Linked DNA regions of Homo sapiens: region 1 is linked to region 2. Evidence: chromatin contacts called from ENCODE Hi-C or POLR2A ChIA-PET data. All regions are on one chromosome and are shown on one strand. Each heading gives the region's core, a stretch centred on a gene start or an enhancer-like site at or near the end of the contact. The rest is flanking DNA. Distances are from core to core; before and after follow the strand shown.

The links. A loop is a pair of places that touch in the nucleus more often than their neighbours do. ChIA-PET counts read pairs that join two places held with the same protein, here RNA polymerase II (POLR2A). Pooled maps may share reads with other maps.
Region 1: a loop to region 2 is called in a map of gastrocnemius medialis, with 4 times the contacts of the local background. The contact joins the promoter of MRPL21 here to the promoter of KMT5B in region 2. A Hi-C loop is called at or near these places in 1 of 168 maps with a recorded cell type or tissue (gastrocnemius medialis) and 6 of 50 pooled maps. POLR2A ChIA-PET finds 5 or more read pairs at or near these places in 1 of 52 experiments (K562).

Annotation. Positions count from the first base shown.
Region 1 is chr11:68,902,239-68,905,678 of GRCh38, reverse strand. MRPL21 (mitochondrial ribosomal protein L21) reads left to right here and starts at 1,847. Exons shown (of 7, transcript NM_181514.2): 1 at 1,847-1,956. The coding sequence starts at 1,869. IGHMBP2 (immunoglobulin mu DNA binding protein 2) reads right to left here and starts at 1,788. Exons shown (of 15, transcript NM_002180.3): 1 at 1,641-1,788. The coding sequence starts at 1,726. RefSeq lists enhancers at 1,306-1,365, 1,696-1,815, 1,247-1,974.
Region 2 is chr11:68,211,656-68,215,012 of GRCh38, reverse strand. KMT5B (lysine methyltransferase 5B) reads left to right here and starts at 1,717. Exons shown (of 11, transcript NM_017635.5): 1 at 1,717-1,875. RefSeq lists silencers at 736-875, 986-1,425, 2,011-2,480 and an enhancer at 337-1,039.

The DNA.
Region 1 (3,440 bases), core at 598-3,097, 690 kb before region 2:
GGCCTCTCCACGTCCAATCAAAAGCAGGAGACCCAAGAAATCCTCCTAAAATGCAAAGCTATTCGCCTCCCTCACCTGCTTAACCCCGCTGATGGCCCATCCTTCATACACAGAACAGAAGACTAGCTCCTTAGCCAGGCCCTTCCCAGGCTCGCCCTGCCAGTCTGCTCAGCATCCTCAGAAAGAGCCACTGCCATGGGGGCTGACTCTGTCCTTGGCACCACGCTGAGCACCTGACTGACAGGGGATCGTTTCATTCTCAGAGCAAGCCTGTGAGGTGGGAATCATCCCAGTTTTACAGATGAAGTAAGTAAGGCTCAGAGACAGAACCTGCAAAGTCACACAGCCATAAATGAAACAGCTGGGATTCTAAGAAACTCAACATAACTGCAAAAGCTCTCCATTGCCATGATCAAAAGCATCTCAGACAAATCCTACCCACATATGGCTGACTGCAAACTCTGGAAGCAGACTGCCTGACAGCAAATCGGGCTACACTGTGTCACCCCGGGGCAAGTTACTTAACCCCTCTCTGTCTCCATCTCCTTAGACGGAAAATGACAGTAACAGAAACCTACACTGCGGCCGGGCACGGTGGCTCACGCCTGTAATCCCAACACTTTGGGAGGCCAAGGCGGGCAGACCACGAGGTCAGGAGATCGAGACCATCCTGGCCAACATGGTGAAACCCTGTCTCTACTAAAAATACAAAAAATTAGCAGGACGTGGTGGCGCGCCTGTAGTCCCAGCCACTCAGGAGGCTGAGGCAGGAGAATCGCTTGAACCCGGGAGATGGAAGCTGCAGTAAGCCGAGATCGTGCCACTGCACTCCAGCCTGGGCGACAGAGAGAGACTCTGTCTAAAAAAAAAAAAAAGAAAAAGAAAAAAAAGAAACTTACACTGTAGGGTTGGCATGGGATGAGGTGTAAAAGAATTAACGCATGGAAAGTACGTAAGTGTTAGCTCTGATTGTTTTGGACAAGTAAATAGTCCCATTCGGAAACAAGCCCGGCTCTCACATGGCTCCCCACACCTCTCAGGACGGCTCCCCACCCTACTCCGCACCCACCAGCTTAACTCCAATTTTCCTTCAGGCACCACTCCCTCCTTGAAGCCACCATGACCCTCCCCAGGGAAGGGCCTTCCTCCTCCAGGCTCTTTCCCCGCGACACGCACGCAGCCGGCCCTGGACGCACTGGAGGGGAAGGGACTCTCTGCTTATGCCCAGCCCGCCGCTGGCCGGATCGGGGGCAGCCAGTGCACCTGACTCATGCTGCCGGGGCCTGACTGAGAATGGGCGCAAACCATGTTTACTGAATGAATAAGGGAAAGGGCTGCTAACTCGCTGCGGGTGGAACTGGGGTCGGGGCCAGGGCCCAGGAGTGTAAGCTTAGTGGGGGGTCTCGGGTCGGGAAATCAAAGTGCTTCTTAAGGGTCCCCAAACGGAACGCGCTGCCCAGGAAGTGATGAGACTGACAACTCGGGAGGTGGCCAAGCAGGGGACGGACGATCCCTGCCCCTGACTCGAAGGGTCGGAGACGAAATTCCCGCCCCAGACTATGAGGCCGAGCCCCTCGGAGACTCTGCCCGGGACACGGCGGGACCGACCGCGAGGGAGCGGCGCCGGCGGCCTCCCGTACCTGCGCTCCTCCACCTCCGCGTCTCTCTCAAGCTCCAGCAGGTCCAGTTGCTTGGTCACGAAGCTCTCCACAGCTGCCGAGGCCATCGCCGCCGCCGGCCTGGGCCCCTAGAAGCCGACGTCCCGCTTCTGCGCCGGGCCGGTGTTACAGCGGACCGGTGTTCCCCGCCGGGCCCGTGCGTTACGCACGCGGTTCGCGTCGTTTCCGTTTCCGGCCGAGGCTGCGGCCATGGCAGCATCTTCCCTGACGGTCACCTTAGGGCGGCTGGCGTCCGCGTGCAGCCACAGCATCCTGAGACCTTCGGGGCCCGGAGCAGGTGAGACCTGGGATATGGGAGGAAGGGAGGACGCAGAGCGAGCGCTGCTCCCTGCGGTCTCGCCACGTATGTGCCTGGGTCCGACCTGGTGCCTTGTGTGTTGATCGCATTTGTGGTGAATATAGCACGGGTTTTGGAGTCGGGGGAACCCAGGTTCAGATTTTGATTCCTTCAGTTAGTAGCCTGAATACTGACAATAGCCCTTGAACTTTGGTATAGGCCCTATGTTATGGGGGAGAAGAGTGAGGCTCAGAGGAGCTAGGTAACGTGCCCAGGGTCACACAGCGGGGAAGTGGAAGAAGAGTACTTCAGGCGCAGTCATTTCGGCTCCAAAGCCTGTGCTTGAACCACTGCCCCCAGGCTGCGAGCTGGTCTGAAAAATGGTGATGGATATCCTCGCCTAATCTGAACTCATTCTGCAAAAGAAACAGCCGTATTTAAGGCGCTGGGCTGATACGAGGCTCCAAAAAGGTTATGTCCGTTAAAAACTCTATAAATCTCTGCTTGAAAATGGTTGGAGTGTGTATTTGTGTGCATGAGTGTTTATGTATGTTTTAAACCTGGGTTTCATGTCTCACCATGACCCCCAAAAATGGAAAACTGGATCTAACTCTATATTGGACGATATTAAAAGAATAGTACCATAATTCCCAAAACTTGGAAGCAACCCAGATGTCCTTCAGGAGATGAATGGTTACATAAACTGTAGGACATCCATACAGTAGAATATTATGCAGCAATAAAAAGAAATGAGTCATGAAGAGACATGGAGGAAACTTACATACATGTTACTAAGTAAAAGAAGCCAACCTGAAAAGGGGACATCTTGTATGTTTCCCACTATGACATTCTGGAAAAGGCAAATCTAAGGAGACAGTAAAAAGTTACATGGGGGGTAAGAGGATTGGGGGAGAAAAGGATAAATAGGTGGAGCTCAGAGGATTTTTAGGGCAGTGAAACTATTCTGTATGATATAATGGTAGATACATGTCATTATAAGTTTGTCCAAATCCATAGAATGTACACTACCAAGGGTGAACCCCTAATGTAGACTATGGACTTTGGATAACAATGATGTGTCAATGTAGGTTCATCAATTGTAAAGATTGTACCACTCTGGTGAGGGATGTTGATAGGAAGCTGTGGGCACATGGACAGGGGACATATGGGAACTCTCTGTACCTTCCACTCAATTTTGGTGTGAAACTAAAACTGTGCTAAAAAATAAAGTCTATTAAGAAATTAATAATAATCACAGAGTTGGGCCAGAGGCAATGTAGATGCCAAAATTGGCCATGAGTTGGTAACTGTTGAACCTGGAAAGGGATAATTGAGAGAGTTCACTATTCTGTTCTCTTTACTTTTGTATGCTTGACATTTTCCATAATAAAACTTAGGTTTAAGTAGGCAGGAAAGTTTTTACAAAAGCAGTGGGACTTACTCCATTCTACCTACCTACATGAAACCACCCCTCCAATGCTATG
Region 2 (3,357 bases), core at 468-2,967:
CGGCTCTTCCTGGCATCTGACTGAGCTGCCTGCCCTGCCCGCCTCCTCTCTGTGGCAAGGGCAGCCTCTCTCCCCTCCCAGGGCTTTGACACTGGCTGGTCCCACTACCCGCCCATATCCTAGGCACCCCCTTTCCCCAACACGCTCCAATTCACACTCCAGGTCTGCGCTTCCTTGGGCACCTGCCGGCACCAAGTTCCAGGCATGTGCACGCCTATGCCAACCTCAACTTCTTGGAGGTCCTCCGCACCCGCTTCCTGATTTATTCTGCATTTTTCACCCGAATGCTGAAAGAGGGCTCTGGCTCAAGCCCTGACTAGTTGTCATAGAGGTCACGGAACTCCCTGTGCCTCAGTTTCCCTAGGTGTAAAGTGGCACCCACATGGCCCCCACCTCCGGGGGTCGTCCTGACGCGTGAGAGGGAGGATGCGCGGAGACCCTGGGCAGCCCCGCAGGGGCCGGGAGCGCGCTCATCGTTCTGTTGTCTGGACTACAAGATCGATGCCCAGGCAAGCTTCGCAGCTCCCCGGCTCGCAGGCGGCCCGGTCCCTCAGGATCTCCCCGCCAGCCCGGGATCCCCGAGGAGGGATCGCACGGCCAGCGCGCAGGGCACACCCGGAGTGGAGCGGAGCACGGCGCGGGGCACATAGTGGGTGCTGGGGGCGGCGGGGCCCGCGGGGGGCCAGGCCAAGGCGCGCCCGCTCTCCTCCTCCCTCGCATGCTCCGCGCAGGAACGCTCAGCCTGCCCACACGGTCTTAGGGTGCATCTGCTGCCAGTGACCCCCATTCCCACAACAAAAACGCTCGTCTGCCCGGGGCCACCTCCCTCGGAGCAACTGGGACGCGCGGCGGGAGGGGGGGGGGTCCCCTTCCCCAGGGCTGCAGTCCGAGAGGCTGGCTCTAGAGCCGTCCCTGGTAGGGGCAGGTGTGCAAAGACCCAGGGCCCGGGACAGCTGCCGCGGTCCCGCGGGGACCGGGACCGGAATGCGGTCGCGTAAGGGCCGCAGGGGACCCTAACGTGGCGCCCGCGGGGCGCGGGCGACGCCGCCTCAGCCGCGATTTAAAGGGCAGCGAGGGCGGAGGGATCCCAGCCGCCTACCGGCCGGCCGCGAATCCCTCCGCCACGAGGGGAGGCGACGGCTCGCTCTGAATCGCCCTTTGTCCCTCCGCCGTCGGGAGCGCCCGGCACAGAACTCGCTCCCCGCGCGTGCCCGCGTCCCGCACAGAGCCCCGTGGAAGCGCCGCGGCGGCTGGGCCTGGCGGGAGGCGCGCGCACACTGTGGCAGCTGCGCCGCACGGTGTCCCTCCGCCGTCGAGGCCGCGGCCTTCTTTTCGTATCCTTCCACCGTGCCCGGGCGGGGTCCAGGCGGCTCACCGGGGGCGGCGACGCGGCGGCGGTGCGGGCGGCAGGGCAGCGGGGCGATGAGGTGAGGACGCCCGGGAACCGGAGGCGGCACCGCGCGGCGCACGGACCTGGGACGCGGAGTCCTGAAGCCGGCGGACGGTTTTCGTACGGGCGGCCGTGCGCGAGGCGAGGTGAGGCCCCGGGTGGCGGGGCGCGGGGGCGGGCGCCGGGGGCGCAGCGAGCCGAGGCCGGGGGCGCGGGGGGCGCGACGGCGGCGGCGGCGGCCGGTTGGGGGCGGGGGGCTCGGACGCTGCGGGGACTCATTTTTCCCGTCAGCGGAGGGAGCGAGCGGTGCTGCGGCCCGCGCCGCCATCTTGGATTTTACTCTCCATTTTTCTCTGGAATTATTTTTGGTGATTAATTTTCTGGGGGGGACTGGGACGCGGGGCCCGGCGGCGCGGCCCCGCATCGCAGCGGCCGGGCAGCGGGGCCTGGGACGCGCCCCGAGGAGGAGCGGGGCGGCGCAGGCGGTGAGTCGGGGGAGGGGCGGGCGCCGGCGAGGGTGTGCGGGGGGCGGCCTCGGTGACGGGGCGGGCAGGGACGTGGGGGACCGCGGGCCCAGGCCGGTCGCAGGGCTCCGGGGCCAGGGCGGGTGGGGCCGGGGCCGGGCGCAAGCGGCCGGGCGCGGGGGGCGGGGCTGCGGCCGGGCCGGTGCGGGGCCGGCGCGGGGCCTGCAGTGGTGGCCGCGGCCGGAAGGGAGCGGTAGCGGCCGCCGGGCAGCGTCGGGGCCGGGCCCGCGGCCGCACGAGGGGAGCAGCCCCGCCGCTCGCGATTGGGGGACTCTGTTTTCCCTTTTCTCCAATGGGCAGCCGTGAACCGTCTCGCCCAATCTGCTCCCACTGCCGCGCTGAACTTTTTGTTTTTGTTTTGGCCCGAGCGCATTTCGGAGCCCTCCCGAGCTCGTCCTGCAGCCCACCCTCCTCCCCGACGGCGCCCCTGGCCGTGGCCCGGCGACCCCGCGGCCGCTGCGTCCCCTTTGTGCTTTATCCGCTCTCCCTGCGTCCCCTGGTGTGTGTCTGTCCTTCCACGTATTCGCGGATGATGTGCACCGTTGTCACCTCCGCCTTGGAAGGAGGAACAATGACAACTCGATGCAACTTGCTGGATTAAGATAGAAACAAGTTGGGTGCTGAGAAATTCAGTCTATTTGGGTTTATTGGACCCGGGTCTGGAACAGTAACTTAACGATTTATTAAGTGGTGGAACTTTCGGAATACTGGGGAGGTGAACATGTGTTCTTTGAAGTTAATTTTTAAGAATTTGCCAAATGAAATTTACCTGGAGTGGGGGGAGTTTTCCTTAGAATAGAGGGCAGGTGAATTAATTTGATTGATTGTGGTTCTTTGTGATGTGGACCTTTTTCGATTTAAACCAGTTTGATATAAAGTGTAGTTGAGGATGGCCATACAGGTCTGAACTTTGCTGTGTAGGATCTTTAGAGGAAGCAGTTGCCAGCTATAACTTTTTTCCTTTAGTCTTTAATATTGAGAACACGCCTATAATATTGATAATTAGTAGTAAAAAGAAGTATTTTCAAAAGAGGAGGAAACCATTTTTACCTGAAATAATTACAGATAATGTGTGCATGTTGAAATACATAAATTGCCGCTTGCTGTAAATACAGATTTATTGTGTATCTGAAGGTTTAGCAATTTGAACCAGAGGTGTGGCCCTGTCCCTCTTGGAGCGCCTTATATTCCCAGGTTAGAGTCCACAAACGCTCTAATCCCGGCTTGTGTGGGAACTCCAGCCCATTTTTCACTTTGTAATCTCTAAACATTCGACATTCTGGTCCCTCTCCCAAGCTCTGGCTCCAATAGCTTCCCATACCTGGTCCCTGTCGGCCGTGCCCTGCCCGGCATTCCTCCACCCCTTTTCTCCACCCCGTACACTCTTGTCCTTCAGAAAGGCCCCGTGAGAATGTTGCTTCCTGGTGAAACCTTCACACACAC